Regions from separate parts of the Homo sapiens genome. Here region 1 is linked to region 2. Evidence: read pairs that join two places in POLR2A ChIA-PET (ENCODE). Cell type or tissue: IMR-90. All regions are shown on one strand.

Region 1 (8,000 bases), 310 kb before region 2:
AGGCAAATATAATGTGCTACATGTTAGTATAGCTAACCTGTCATTTTGTATGTATTTTTTCCCTTTATATTATTATGATTATTTATTTATTTATTTATTTTTTGAGATGGAGTTTCGCTCTCGTTGCCCAGGCTGGAGTGCAGTGGCACAATCTCGGCTCACTGCAACCTCCACCTCTTGGGTTCAAGTTAATCTTCTACCTCAGCCTCCTGAGTAGCTGGGATTACAGGCGCCTGCCACTGTGCCCGGCTAACTTTGTATTTTTAGTAGAGACGGGGTTCCTCCATGTTGGTCAGTCTGGTCTCGAACTCCCGACTTCAGGTGATCTGCCTGCCTCGCCCTCCTAAAGTGCTGGGATTACAGGCGTGAGCCACCTTGCTCAGCCATTATTTTTTATTTTTAGTTGACTAATAATTGTCTATGTTTATGGAGTAAGTACACTGTGGTGTTTTAATATATATTTACATTGTGGGATGATTAAATCAAGCCAATAAACATCTCTGCCACTTCACATACTGAGCATTTTTCTGTAGTCAGAACATCTGAAATCTACTCAGAAATTTTGAAATAATATATAATTAACTGTCACTTTGTATATTGCAGGTATTTATTAGTAAATGTATTAATTGAATGAAAAGTGTCTAGGGCAGGGGTTGGGGGAAGAACACATGAAATGTAAGTTTTTAGAATTGTAGTTTCTGCCAGCTTCTAGCGACCAAAAGTAGTTTTTCTTTGGCTAGATGTCTGATTTACTGAAAAAATTATGTGTAAGGATCATTAAATTTCTTGTTTGGGTAGTTAAAAAAAACTTTTCTAAGAAACCACCGTGATATATCCTGCAAAGAAATTATTACTTAAATCATATACTCCTTCTTTGCCTCCATTGTGTGTCAGGTCCCTTTGCTAAACTAATTGTTGAGAACTTAATTTGTTAATAGATTGATTTATTTTTACACAGTGTCCAACATGAATTAATTTGAATTAACAAGTAAGATGTTTAAAATGGAGCTATTGCTCTTATTTTCCTATACTTCAAAACTTTTTTCTGTTTTTTTTTTCTTCTTGGCATTCTTATTTAATTATTTTTTTTTGAGACGGAGTCTAGCTCTGTTGCCTAGGCTGGAGTGCAGTGGTGCAGCCTCGGCTCACTGCACTGCAACCTCCCCCTCCTGGGTTCAAGCGATTCTCCTGTCTTAGCCTCCTGAGTAGCTGCGATTACAGGCATGTGCCACCACGCCTGGCTAATTTTTGTATTTTTAGTAGAGACGGGGTTTCACCATGTTGGTCAGACTGATCTCGAACTCCTGACCTTGTGATCCACCCACCTTGGCCTCCCAAAGTGCTGGGATTACAGACATGAGCCACTGCAGGTTGCCTCTTCTCAGCATTCTTATACATTGTATTTTCAAAACTTAATCTGTTTGAAAAGCTATTGATTGAGTTTGAGGTGTGTTTTATTTCATAGGGCCGGGCAAATCATAGCAAACCAAATTTTTTTTCCCATCCAGATACGCTCTAAATACCTTGTCTTTTGAATTAACACCTGTGGATTGTCCTGTTGTTAGGACAGCTTCATTACATTCTTTTTTTGCATGTGATTTTAATTGTAGCCCTTGTTGGAAAGTGTGTGAATATAGTAAGATCCTGTTCTGAATGTTTTAAGGTTCCTAAGTGGTAGCAGAGATGGAACAGCACGGATTTGGAGATTTGAGCAGTTAGAATGGAGGAGCATTTTATTGGATATGGCTACCAGAATCTCAGGGTAAGTTGAGATTGTTAGAAGTAGGTGCATCATAGGTGTTCGATCTGTCTCTCTCTCTCTCTCTCTCTCGCTCTCTGTGTCTCTCAGTGGTTATTTTGTTGAGGGGATTATAGCTACCTTCTATTACGAAGAGCTGTGGTATAAGTGAATAGCTGCGTACTGCATATCAGGTGAACAGAGACATCCAGGTAAATTTATCCTTACGTTGTATAGCAAAGAATAACATGTACTTTTTCTATGGTTCAAAGCATTGACCTCCTTCTTAGATGTTGCATTTAAAAGCTTCTACAAGTAAAAAAGATAAAATTAACTCAAGTACGTTAAGAGTGGAAATTATACTTTTCTGTGGATAGGATTTTTGAAAAAATTTAAAAGTAGCTTAGAGCCAAGGCTGGGAAATAGGGTAAGCAAACATACTTTATTATTAAGGTTAAAAAAGAAAATTGAGCTCCAGCCTGGGTGACAGAGCGAGACTCTCTAAAAATAAAAGTCATAGATTTTACTTTAGAGTTTGTTTCCTGATTTTAACTTTGCACTTTTTCATATCAGTTTTTCTGAGAAACGTTTCCACATTTTGTCTTCTGGAAATCATGTCTGCTTTATTTTTATTTAAAAAAAATGGTTTAGGGTCTCACTCCATCGCCCAGGCTGGAGCGCCAGTGGTATGATCGTGACTCACTTCAGCCTTGACATTCCGGCCTCAGGCAGTCCCCCCATCTCAGCCTGTCCCCCCATCTCAGCCTTCCAAGTAGCTGGGACTATGAGCATGAGCCACCATGCCTGGCTAATTTTTATGTTTATTTTTTGTAAAGACTTTTGTTCAGGCTCATCTTGAACTCTTGGGCTCAAGTGATCCTCTTGCCTCTGCCTCCCAAATGCTTTGTTTTTAACAACAGAAATTGACTTATATTCTCTGCTGTAGCTCAAAGAATTGTATTGCATTTTCAAAATAAATTTGATCTTGTTTTTTTGTGGAATTATCTGTGATAGAGAATGAAAAGTATATATACTGGAAATTTGATAACCCTTGCTCATAAACAAATTAAAAAATCTTTATTATATATAAAAATGTTACATCTCAGTATGAAAGTGAATACTGTCAATCCTTGATTAGTTGAAATAAAGGGAATGGGGGTGAAGATAATTTAAAGTCAGTTTCACCTATTATTGTTTTATTAAGGAAAATAGAAACTGTCAAAACTTGAATGAAAATTTTTAAATGAGACTGAAAACTGTTTAGTTTTCTTGCTGACGCACTCGATCCATGAAGGGGACTTTTCCTATAATTTTCTTCATGAGAAAATATCTTCTCATTTTAAGTTTTCTTGCTTTCAAATCTTGAAAAACAGAGTCTTCTGTATGTAAGAATTGATTGATCTGTTTATTTTAGTGTTCTAATATTGGCGAATCAACTTGATGAAATGGAACATATCTGTTAGTAAATTCAAAGTTATTAATTTGTGGCTGGGCATAGTGGCTCATGCCTGTATTCCCAGCACTTTGGGAGGCCAAGGCAGGTGGATCACCTGAGGTCAGGATATCGAGACTAGCCTGGCCAACATGGTGAAACCCTGCCTCTACTAAAAAAAAATAGAAAAATTAGCCGGATATGGTGGCATGCGCCTGTAATCCCAGCTACTCGGGAGGCTAAAGCAGGAGAATCAGTTGAACCCAGGAGATAGAGGTTTCAGTGAGCCTAGATGGAGCCACTACACCCCAGCCTGGGCGACAGAGCTAGACTCCACCTCAAAAAAAAAAAAAAAAAGCAATGTTATTACTTCAAAAGCCTTTTAGTTTAAAGTGAAGAATGGAGTCTTTGCCTTTATTCCATTTTACTTTTTTTTTTGGAGACAGAGTCTTGCTCTGTCGCCCAGGCTGGAGTGCAGTGGTGCGATCTCTGCTCACTGCAAGCCCTGCCTCCTGGGTTCATGCCGTTCTCCTGCCTCAGCCTCACGAGTAGCTGAGACTACAGGCGCCCGCCACATGCCCGGCTAATTTTTTTTGTATTTTTAGTAGAGACGGGGTTTCACCATGTTAGCCAGGATGGTCTTTTTTTTTTTTTTTATTTATTTAAGTTTTAGGGTACATGTGCACAATGTGCAGGTTAGTTACATATGTATACATGTGCAACCAGGATGGTCTTGATCTCCTGACCTCGTGATCCACCCGCGTCGCCCTCCCAAAGATCTGGGATTACAGGCGTGAGCCACCGCGCCCGGCCTCCATTTTACTTCTTAATATTATTCTACCCTCAACACCAATCAATCTAGTTAGAATTATTCTCTCTTCTGTGTGTTTTTTTTTTGTAATTACATAGATAGCTGTTTTATAACACTCATTCTATATTCTTTTTTTTTTTTTTTTTGAAATGGAGTGGCACGGTCTCAGCTCATTGCAACCTTCGCCTCCTGGGTTCAAGTGATTCTCCTTCCTCAGCCTCCCAAGTAGCTGGGATTACAGGAGCCTGTCACTACGCCCAGCTAATTTTTGTATTTTTTATAGAGGCATGATTTCATCCTGTTGGCCAGGTTGGTCTGGAACTCCTGACCTCAAGTGATCCGCCCACCTTGGCCTCTCAAAAGTGCTGGGATTATAGGTGTGAGCTACCATGCCCAGCCTTTGTTAATTAAAACATGTTAGATGCTTGTAATATCTTTTTTTTTTTTTTTTTTTTTTTGAGACGGAGTCTTGCTCTGTTGCCCAGGCTGGAGTGCAGTGGTGCGATCTTGGCTCACTGTAAGTTCCGCCTCCTGGGTTCATGCTATCCTCCCACCTCAGCCTCCCGAGTAGTAGGGACTACAGGTGCCCACCACCACGCCTGGCTAATTTTGCTTTTTTTTGTATTTTTAGTAGAGACGAGGTTTCACCGTGTTAGCCAGGATGGTCTCAATCTCCTGACCTCGTTATCCGCCTGCCTCGGCCTCTCAAAATGCTGGGATTACAGGCATGAGCCACCGTGCCCGGCCGATGCTTGTAATTTCTTAAAACGTATTCTATTATTTCAGAACCATTAGGCCTTCCCTACCCCACTGTTGACTACTGTAATGCAGAGACCCTTTGCATATCACTTTTTTATTTTTTGAGAACGTAGTCTTGCTCTGTCACCCAGGCTGGAGTGCAATGGTGCGGTCTTGGTTCACTGCAGACTCTGTCTCCCAGGTTCCAATGATTCTCCTGCCTCAGCCTTCTGAGTAGCTGGGAATACAGGTGTGTGCCACCACACCTGGCTAATGTTGTATTTTTAGTAGAGACGGGGTTTCACCATGTTGGCCAGGCTAGTCTCAAACCGCTGACCTCGTGATCTGCCTGCCTCGGTCTCCCAAGATGCTGGGATTACAGGCGTGAGCCACCGTGTCTGGCCCTCCATAACACTTTTATAAAGGATGAAAAACATTCTAGGCATGTGTATCCAAGACCGTTCTTGCCAAGGGGCCTGTAGGAGTAGACTGTAGGAAAGTTGTATGAAGAGATGAGAATAGTCCCATTTACAGTTCAGATTGAACATCTGTGTGTCAGTTATTTTTCTAAACATTGGGGATATGAATATGAATTACCTTATTTTTGTGTTCCTAAAATTTTTTTGTCTTCTATGGAGAGAAACAGTTGAAAGTAAGTGTTAGCAATAGGTTTGTATTCAGAAGAAGGAAATAATAGGAAAGAAGTAGGGAGAAAAAGCATTGCTTTCATAAGCAGTAATGGTGTCCTAAAATCTGCCCTTATTCAGTCTCTGTACTGTTTCTAAATTATCCCTCCCTTCTTCAGGTTTTGCCCTCACCTGTTTCTAGACAGTCTGTTCTGGGTCAGCTGTGATGAACTCACTGTAGGGTTGATAAGATAGGCACATGGGTTGGATTTCTTTATTTTTGTATTGATGAGAGATTGTATACATTGTATAGCCAGCCATCTAAATAAGTTTACATGTTGTGTATTTTTTTGTTAGGGACTTATCTTCCGAAGAGGAAAGGTTTATGAAACCTAAAGTAACAATGATAGCTTGGAATCAAAATGATAGCATTGTTGTCACAGCTGTGAATGATCATGTCCTCAAAGTGTGGAATTCTTACACTGGACAACTGCTTCATAACTTAATGGTAGGTAATTTCTGGTACAGTGTAACAAATGAGATTTTTTGAAATATGATTGTAATTTTGAAGCTATAAAAATAATATATTGAACAAGTTGTTTCTCTCATGTAAACTATGAAATGATTAGAAATTTTTATAATTATAAATTATTGTCGAATACATTTCTAAAAGTATATGCTGTAACAGTATGTATTTTTAAATTTTCAATTTGTAACTTGTAAACCCTCCTTAATGTTATGACTTTGTTAAATAAAGGGACATGCTGATGAAGTATTTGTTCTGGAGACACATCCCTTTGATTCCAGAATTATGTTATCTGCAGGACATGATGGCAGCATATTTATATGGGATATTACAAAAGGTACCAAGATGAAACATTATTTTAATATGGTAAGTGAAGTGAGATGTACCTTGATACATGCTTGATAATTTGTTTAGAGTATTTGGGTTATGCGGCTTAGCCAGAAATTGATCTGCTTGTTTTGGCAGTTTGTTTTTACAAATCAGCATATTCAAAGCCTGCTAAATATTAGACAGCTACATGTATATACGTACATACATGAAATTCTCTGTATGACTGATTTATATGAGGGAGACATTTTTAAGTTACCTGTTGAGCATTTTATGTGCCTGTGTGTTTAAACTGGTAAAAGTATGGCAATTGTAAAAACTTTTTCACTACTTGAATTTATTGAAATATTCTATAACAAATTGAAATATTTGATAAATAGAAATATAAAAATAGTAATAAAATAAAATGACATTATTAATATTCAATATTAACCAAATATTACAATATTTGATTACTCCAATTTCAGTAACCTTGGGCTGGGTGTGGTGGCTCTGAACTCCTAACACTTTGGGAGGCTGAGACAGGAGGATTGCTTGAGCCCAGGAATTCAAGTCCAGCCTGGGCAATGTAGTGAGACACTCTCTTAAAAAAAAAAATCCCAAGATGGTTGAAATAGAGATCAAACATCATTAGGTTTTCCCGGCCTTTTTTCTTTATGTACAGGTGTATTCTTAAAAAAAAAAAATTTTTTTTTTTGCATATGTATATTCTAGAACCAAATGAGGATCCTACTGTATCTTTTTAGAATTTCTCCACATAATCATAATTATAGTTACTAATCAGCAAATTTAACATTTATAAGATAGCATTGTCTAGTCAGGTCTATAGTAACATCTTTTTAGATATATTTTGCTCCGTAGACCAGAATCCAGTTCAGGCTCATGCGTTGTGTTTAAGTGGTTGTATCTTTCTAGGTTTCTTTTTTTTCTTTTCTTTTTCTTTTCTTTTTGAGACAGAGTCTCGCTCTGTCGCCCAGGCTGGAGTGCAGTGGCGCAATCTCAACTCACTGCAAGCTCCGCCTCCCGGGTTCACGCTATTCTCCTGCCTCAGCCTCCCAAGTAATTGGAACTACAGGCACCCGCCACCAAACCTGGCTAATTTTTTTGTATTTTTTAGTAGAGACGGGGTTTCACCGTGTTAGCCAGGATGGTCTCCATCTCTTGACCTCATGATCCATCTGCCTTGGCCTCCCAAAGTGTTGGGATTACAGGCGTGAGCCACTGTGCCTGGCCTCTATTTTTCTTTAATTGTCACCAGCCCCTCTCAGCCTTTTTTCTTTTTCCTCTTTCTTGGCCTTTAACTTTTGTTGAATATTAGCAAGTATTGTTACAGAGTGTCCTCAGTTTTGTCTGATATTTTTTCATGATTAGATTGTTATAGTTTTTTAAATGAAATAAAACATAAGTGATATTGTGTCCTTCATGAATCATATTAGGAGGCACATGATATTTATTTGTCCCCTTACTATGGTGATAATTTTTTTTTTTTTTTTTTGGAGATGGAGTTTCTCTCTTGTTGCCCAGGCTGGAGTTCAATGGCACAATCTGGGGTCGCTGCGACCTCCGCCTCCTGGGTTCAAGTGATTCTGCTGCCTCAGCCTCCCGAATAGCTGGGATTTACAGGCACCTGCCATCACATCCAGCTAATTTTTTGTATTTTTAGTAGAGATGGGGTTTCACCATCTTGGCCAGGCTGGTCTTGAACTCCTGACTTCAAGTGATCACCCGCCTCGGCCTCCCAATATAATTATTAAACTAATTTTTTTAGTAGCGCTTTTGAGACTAATCTGAATATCCTGTTT
Region 2 (8,000 bases):
TGACCAAGGTCACAGCATGACAAAAGCAATGACTTCTTATTGTTTTAGCAGACAGATGTGAGAACACATCATCCTTCCTTCTTCCTTCCTTCCTTCCTTCAATCACTTAGCGCTTACCGACAGGCTATGCTGATGTAAGCTGCTCACTCTCTTAGCAGCCGTGATGAGAACTGCCCATCAATAAAGGCAATATTAGGAAGATGGTGGCTGGGCCCATAAGGGGGTATAGATGGGTGCTGTGGGGAGATTAGAGGGCTCCGTGGGAAGAGAGGGCAGGTGGGCCTTGGGTAGGGCCATCAAGGGTAGGCCTTGCAGGAAGGCCGGTTCTCTCTTCTTGGAGGGGATGTTGGTTTTGCCTTCCCAAACCTCTTGCCCTCCTTTCTGATGTCAGACCTTGCCACCCCTGACCACGGGGGTAGGTGGCATAAGCCAGTTGGCCATTGTTAGTGACGTGGATTCAGGCACAGCGACATCACCAGACACAAAGGAAAGCAATCAGCCATGATGCTTGCGATTTCTCCTCTCAGATTCTCTCTGATTCAACCTTCTGCACTGACATTACAACACAGGATTAAATAGACCCCTCATCTTTGAAGTGGGAGCTTTTCAAATCCAGCCCACAAACACTTCTGCATGCCCACCACCCTGCATAAGGCAGTGGGCTGGGTCCCTATGCATGAGGTTTTGGTCATCCACAAAAAAGTGAAGGGGGTGCTTGACACCGCTATCACTTCCATTAGACATAAGAGTTCAGTTTCTATTAGAAGAAAGTTAGAGTCAAAACAAACATGCCCTTGCAAAGGTGTAAGCCCAGACCCTGACACACAGAATGTCCTCAAAGGGTGATGAATGTCAGCACTTCGAGGTGGACCCACAGTGTGGGCATCACAGGGTGGGGCTGGGTGGGGGCCTCAGGTGGAGAGACTGCATGGTGAGCCCAGAAAGCAGCTTTGGGTTCGGTGCGCACACGAGCCCATGTAGCAGGTGCAGGAGGCTTCGCTCCATTTATAAGTAAGGACACTCCTTGGGCAGGACAGAATCTTTGAGATTTAGCACAGTTTCTTCATTTCTGTTTGCAGACAGGCCTGGGCTGATCTGGATTTTGCTTTACCTGATCCGGGAAAAGACGGTGGCAAAATTGTTGAGACAAATGAATCAGAAATTGGCAGAATAGATGACACAAAAATCCAAGATCAAAGCTCCGATGCTATCACCCTCTGGATGATCCTCCAAGAGAGAGGCATGGAGGACATTACTATGCATTATTTAAGAGATACATGGTTCTGAAATTGACATGGCCTCTTTTGTTCAAACAGAACGAACTTCTCAGAGTCCTCGTCCATCACCAGCCCTAAGTGGGAAATTCCAAGCCTGGACACAGGGTCTGTTTGTTGAATGCTGTGTTCAGGCTTTGTCTTGCCATCCCTGTCTGCATGAATGGAGGTCAAGGCTGATCCCGTATGAAGCCCGCTCTGTGAAGACATCCAGGAGAGCCTTACCTGGTCTCCCAGGAAGTGACAGGAGTTTAGAATGGAGGATAAGTTGCTAGTGTGCTTCCTTTTTGGTTTTGAAAAAGGTGTGTGGCCTGTGTATTGGTCCAGAGCCTGGCCCAGGGCTGCCCAGGGTTGCCACTGTGGCTGTCTGACCTCCTATAGGCCGTGGGACTTTCCTAAACCTCAGTACAATCATCAACCAAAGGTATAGTAACTGTGGCCCTGGCCTATGTCATTGGGTTTTTACTGGAATAAAATAATGCTGGGCTTACTATTTTGTTAGATGGTTGGGGATATTTTTGTCAATAGCTCAGCTTTACTTGTTTTCTCACTAGAGTGACGTCGCGCTTGCGAATGGCCTTGGAGGTGGTATTCTCTGTAAACCAAACAGGAGCTGTAGGACTGAGCCAGTTGTATTTGCACTGTGTTCGCTCCTGGCTGCCTGCGGGTGTCTGGCTTCTGCGAGGCCTGCCCTCCTCTCCACCCAGCCTGAGGTCTGAGGCTGTTAAACCACAACAATTAGAGGGCTAGCTTTATGGGGAGGCTCAGATTGTTCACTCACTTCGCCTGGGTAATTACAGCGAAGTGAAGCTGGCGGTTGACTCTCGTAAGAGTTTGGATTTCCAGAATCAACCGTGGGACTGTCTCCCTGCAGATGTGGACCTTCCTGGAGCCCAGAGGTCCCCCAGACAACCCAGTGCCTCTCGAATGTTCTCTGCTCTGTACCTGACACCACCTCCATGTGGCTTCACGATAGTGGGCTTAAGGATGTCATGATCTGTCCAGGATTCGGAAGATATTTTGATAATCACAAAACACGAATTAGGGTGCCTACAGCTATAGTCCTCAAAGTGGCCACATCCAAGCTAAAATGCTTTCAGGGATAATGAGAACCACCTCTCCTGATTCTCAGTCTTGCTGTCTCAGGGCAGGGGAGACATTGCCATCACGATTCATATGAGATGTCTCAGGTGCCTTCATCCCTTCTCCCAGGGCAATGGTTTTCTATAGAGGCCTTGATAAGGTAACAGGATATCCTGGTTATTTAATAAATTTCATGGAACTTCCCACCACACATTCAAAAGCAAACCAAAGCCACTAAAACACGAGAAATGATGTATGCCATAGGAAAGGCGGCTGTCATGAAGTCCCAGAGAGGCGATTTCTACCAAGAAGGTAGGAAGAGCATTGGGTTTCTTATTATCAGGGGGATGAACCCCCCTTACCCTTGCCCTGTCCCTGACACCTGGGCCGTGAATGAGGTGCGGTCATGGGTGGGCTGAGTTGTAGGAAGGCAGAGAGCTGGGCGGCAGTGTAGGTTCTGAAATTTCCCAAAAGGAGAGACTCGGGGATGCAATCTGGTTGGAAGAAATGATTAAGTTTACTCAACGTGTTGGCAAATTCTTACTTAGCTTTGATAAAAGAAAATTTTCAGCTGAATTAAATTTAAAGGAGTTTAATTGAGCAATGAACGATTCGCAAATCGGGCAGCCCCCAGAGTCACAGCAGAGACTACCATGCAGCCACGTGGTGGAAGAAGATTTATAGACAAAGAAAGGGAAATGATGTACAGAAATTGGAAGTGAGGTACAGGATGGCTGGATTGGTTGCAGTATGGTGTTTGCCTTATTTGAACACAGCTTAAAGACTCAGCAGCATATGAGTGGTTGAAGTACGGCCGCTGGGCTTGGCCAAGACTCAGCTATTGTTCCGGGCGCATACTCCTAAGTTAGGTTTTCAATCTTGTCTACCTATTAAGCTAGGTTGCAGTTCATCCACAAGGACTCAAATATAGAAGTATGGAGCCCTGGCTGGGCGCAGTGGCTCACGCCTGTAATCCTAGCACTTTGGGAGGCCAAGGTGGCTGGATCACCTGAGGTCAGGAGTTCGAGACCAGCTTGGCCAACTTGTGAAACCCTATCTCTACTACAAATACAAAAATTAGCTGGGCGTGGTGGTGTGTGCCTGTAATCCCAGCTACCCGGGAGGCTGAGGCAGTGGAATCACTGGAACCTGGGAGGTGGAGGCTGCAGTGAGCCGAGATTGTGCCACTGGATTCCAGTCTGGGCAACAGGGCAAGTCTCCATCTACAAAAAAAAAAAAAAAAAAAAAAAAAAAAAAGAAGTACGGAGTCCTTCTCAGACCATATTTAGTTCACTTTAACAGCTGTTTTGTTTCAGATTAAATAAATCAGTAAGATGCTTTAATCCACATTTTCATAAGATTGAGAATATCAACTCTTTATCAAACAATGTTATTTTCATCATATCAAGGGGTGGCTTTGAGGTTGCTGATGGAAATGAAGGCGGGAACTAACATGTCTCCCAAGCTTCCTTGGCTGGATAGGGCTGGATAGCTGGAGGTAGCCTGCCACTTCTCTCCTGAAGCTGGTGAATGGCACACCTCAGACAGCTGCCCTTGTGTCTCTTAACCTGTCCCTTTGCAAGGACGCATTGTCAATCACAATCCCTTACTTCCTATGTTTTCTGACCTCCCTCCATACTCCATTAAAGGAGTCTGGATTTTTATCGAAGTTCTGTCACTTGACAGCTGTGGGTGACCTTGAACAAGTCACTGATGCTCTCTAAGCCTCGGGTTCCTTATTTATAAAATGGGAATCAGAATACTTCCTACCTCATAGGGCAATGATCAGATTAAATATGATAATATTTGGAAAGCAGTTGCCACCGTGCCTGGCATATTTAAAATATTCTCACTATTGCTGTCATCATCATCATCACAGCAGCAGTAGTAGTAGGTATTTGTATGTGTTTTTGCAGCAGAGGCTAGAGTCTTGGAGAATCTTTAATATGCTCAGAGTTATTAGAGCATTGCCATCTTTGCTGGAGAAAAGGACTTGTCTTAGCTGTGTTTTGTTATCTAGTTAAGTTCAAAAATGCCCACCTGAGATCTGCGGGGGGGGGGGGGGGGGGCAGTGCACCCTTTTAAACCCTGAGAAATGGAAATTAATTATGACAGCAAAAAGACCACCATCCTAGTCAGAATGAGCTAGGCTTATCGTGCTGTAACAAACAACCCTAAAAATCTCAGTGCCATAATATGCAACAGCTGATTTCTTGCTCACTGCAAGCCCATCATAGGTAGGCAGTGGCGGAGTCTGCGCTCTACCCCGTGCAGGGCCCCTGCCTCCGCTCTCTGGAAGTTTGCTGGTTGCCATAGGGGAGAAGAGTGAGACTGGGGAAAGGCTCAGGAGCGTTTCACTGCCTCAGCCTGGAGGCGCAGGTCAGTTCCGCTTGCATTTCATTGGCCAGTACTGGTCACATGGGCTGAGAATTACAGGTTCCTATCGCTCCAGGAAGGAGCCTGAAACTGGCCGGCTCTGAGTCAGTTCATCCCTAGCGTGTCCGTGTCCGCAAAGGGCACAGCAAAGACCTTAACGCAGCGCCAGAGGCCATGTGGCCAGGGGTTTTGTTTAGAGTAGGAGCTGACAAACATTTTCTTAAGGGGCCAGAGAGTAAATATTTTAGGCTCTGAAGGCCATGTGGTCCCTGACGCAACAACTCAGCTCTAGAAAGGAGCCTAGGCAATGTGTAAATAAATGGACCTGGCTGAGTGCCAATGAAACCTCATTTGCAGAAACAGGTGGGCCCTGCAGTCCCTGGTTTAGAGCAGCCCAGAGCATCTCTTAGAAAACCAAAATCGTATTTTTAATAAAAACATAATATTCCAAGTGATCCCCCTCAATTTGCCAGATGAATAGGGCTGCTGTGACGAGATGAGGATAATGTGAGGGGGTATTCAAATGACCACAGTTACCATCTCAGTGACAGACGTGAACCCAAAAGTATCGGGGACATGTCTCAATCTATTTAGAAAGTTTTATTTTGCCAAGGTTAAGAATGCGCCCGTGACACAGCCTCAGGAGGTCCTGAGGACATGTGCCCAAGATGGTGGGGCACAGCTTGCTTCCATACATTGCAGGGAGACATGAGACATCAATCAATATTTGCGAGATGTACGTTGGTCCTGTCTGAAAGGGTGGGACAACTCGAAGTTGGTGGCGGGGGCAGGGTGACTTCCAGGTCATAAGCACGTGTAAACATTTTCCAATTGGCAATTGGTTGAAAGAGTTACTATCAATAGAAAGGAATGTCTGAGTTACGATGAAAGGTTGTGGAGACCAAGGTTTCATCATGCAGAGGAAGCCTCGAGGTAGCAGGCTTCAGAAACAAGATATTGTACATGTTTCTTGTCAGACTGAAGGTCTGTGTTGATGTTGGGGTGATGAGGCATGTCTGACCCCCACTTCCCGTCCTGGCCTGAACTAGATTTTCAGGTTAACTCTGGAAGGCCCTTGGCCGAGAGGGGGGATCCGTTCAGATAGCTGAGGGGCATTAGAATTTTATTTTTGGTTTATACAGACAACGATGACTAGCTTCTATTCTTGCCCCATAGATTCTTAAAGTACTTCCGTTATTCCAATGCCTTTTTTTTTTTTTTTTTTTTTTTTAGAAAAAGAAGTAAACGATCTCACTGTTTTGGAACTCTGAGTTTCTAATTTGAAACAGCAGAATGGGATATTTAAGAGCAGATGAGAAAAGTTAGCAACTGCTGAGTCTTCTTTAGCATAATTCATTTAACATATAACCTAGGTAGCCCTTATTTTCACATATTTTAAGTGTTCTAGAAACGCCTTTGGAAGCTTCTTCAAGGAGAAGCCAAACTTAGAAATTCCTTTTCTCTCTCTCTTCTTCCATAAATACCCCAAAGCGGCCACTGCACCAAGCGCTGTTCTAGGCATGAGGATGTCGGAAGAGAGGCCCAGTGACAAGGTCGATGTTTCCATGGAGGTCACAATTCAGGCAATAAGTACACAAACAAACGAGTAAACGCAGCACATTTAAATACCTGTGAGTGCAATAGAAAACAGCTCAGTGAGAGTGAGGGTGGTGTAAGAGTGGATGGTGTCCGTGAGGAAAGCAGCATCTGTTTCTAAACGTGAGGCTGCCAGTGTCCACCTGCAGGAAAGGCTGTCCTTCTGGTTAAGTTGAGCAGAACAGGATTTAATGCAGGGTATTAGGTACTTTCAGAATCCCTCAGAAGGCTGGGCCTCCACAGCAGCTCCCCAAATCACACCCCGTGGGCTGCCCGGAGCTGCGCTCACTGCTGCTGTCAGGAAAATCAGGAACCAGTAGCTGGGGTAGTAGCCACTGGCTCAAGAATGTGTGACAGGGCTGGGCGCAGTGGCTCACACCTGTAATCCCAGCACTTTGGGAGGCTGAGGCGGGCAAATCACGAGGTCAAGAGATTGAGATCATCCTGGCCAACATGGTGAAACCCTGTCTCTACTAAAAATACAAAAATTAGCTGGGCGTGGTGGTGCACACCTGTAGTCCCTGCTACTCGGGAGGCTGAGGTAGGAGAATCGCTTGAACCCGGGAGGCAGAGGTTGCAGTGAGCCGAGATCATGCCGCTGCACTCCAACCTGGCGACAGAGCGAGACTCTGTCTCAAAAAAAAAGTGTGACAGGCCAGCACAGTGTCTCATGTCTGTAATCCCAGCACTTTGGGAGGCCGAGATGGGAGGATATGAGGATCACTTGAGCCCAGGAGTTTGAGACCAGCCTGGTCAACATAGTGAGACCCCATCTTTACACACACACACACACACACACACACACACACGAATGTGTTACAGGCTGGATCCAGGGGTCTGGGAGCAGCCTGCCTGTAGCCATGGGAACTGCCTCATGACACTCACAAAACAAAGCCTCTTGACACTGTTGTAGGAACCCCCAGTGCTGCCACAGCTGGGCCACCCAAGAGCACCAGCCAAGAAGCAGCAACACAGCCGCCTGCTTCCACTCACCTCCACCGTCCAAACCCTACGCAAGGGCATTGAGTTGAGTTGGGGGGCCTACTCTTCTAGAGTCCTTGCAAGGGATCAGAAAATATGATGGTAGCTTTCCCAGCATATCAGCTCCCTAGAGCTGCCATAACAGACTGGGCGGCTTAAACAACAGACATTTGTCCTGGCGCAGTGGCTCACACCTGTAATCCCAGCACTTTGGGAGGCCGAGGCGGGTGGATCACGAGGTCAAGAGATTGAGACCATCCTGGCCAATATGGTGAAACCCCCACTCTACTAAAAATACAAAAAAATTAGTTGCGTGTGGTAGCATATGCCTGTAGTCCCAGCTACTCGGAGGCTAAGGCAGGAGAATCACTTGAACCTGGGAGGCAAGAGGTTGCAGTGAGTCGAGATCGTGCCACTACACTTCAGCCTGGTGACAGAGTGAGACTCCATCATCATCATCAACAACAACAACAACAACAACAACAAAACAGACATTTTTTGTCTCATCGTTCTGGAGGCTGGAAGTACAAGACCAAAGTGTCAGCTGGGTTGGTTTTCCTGAGGCTGTGAAGGAGAATCTCTTCCAGGCCTTTTCCCAGCTTCTGCTGGGTTGCTGGCCATCTTTGGTGCTTCTTGGCTTGTAGACACATTGCTCCGATTCCTGCCTTTGTCTTCACAGGGTGTTCTCCC

The links. ChIA-PET counts read pairs that join two places held together with the same protein. Peaks named below come from ENCODE experiments on the same cell type or tissue, not always from the same donor. Only the 100,000 strongest peaks of a DNase experiment are listed, where the experiment ranks them.
Region 1: POLR2A ChIA-PET joins it to region 2 with 17 read pairs; 2 of 35 experiments call an interaction of 5 or more read pairs at or near these places.

Annotation. Positions count from the first base shown.
Region 1 is chr21:39,268,136-39,276,135 of GRCh38, reverse strand. BRWD1 (bromodomain and WD repeat domain containing 1) reads left to right here. Exons shown (of 41, transcript NM_033656.4): 13 at 1,664-1,762; 14 at 5,703-5,853; 15 at 6,103-6,237. Among named protein-coding and RNA genes, the nearest start is that of BRWD1, 41 kb to the left of the region's middle. In IMR-90, no CTCF peak of the experiment used is centred here; no DNase peak of the experiment used is centred here.
Region 2 is chr21:38,963,013-38,971,012 of GRCh38, reverse strand. No RefSeq gene overlaps it. Among named protein-coding and RNA genes, the nearest start is that of LINC01700, 11 kb to the left of the region's middle. In IMR-90, no CTCF peak of the experiment used is centred here; a DNase peak (open chromatin) is centred at 4,902; H3K27ac peaks cover 354 bases.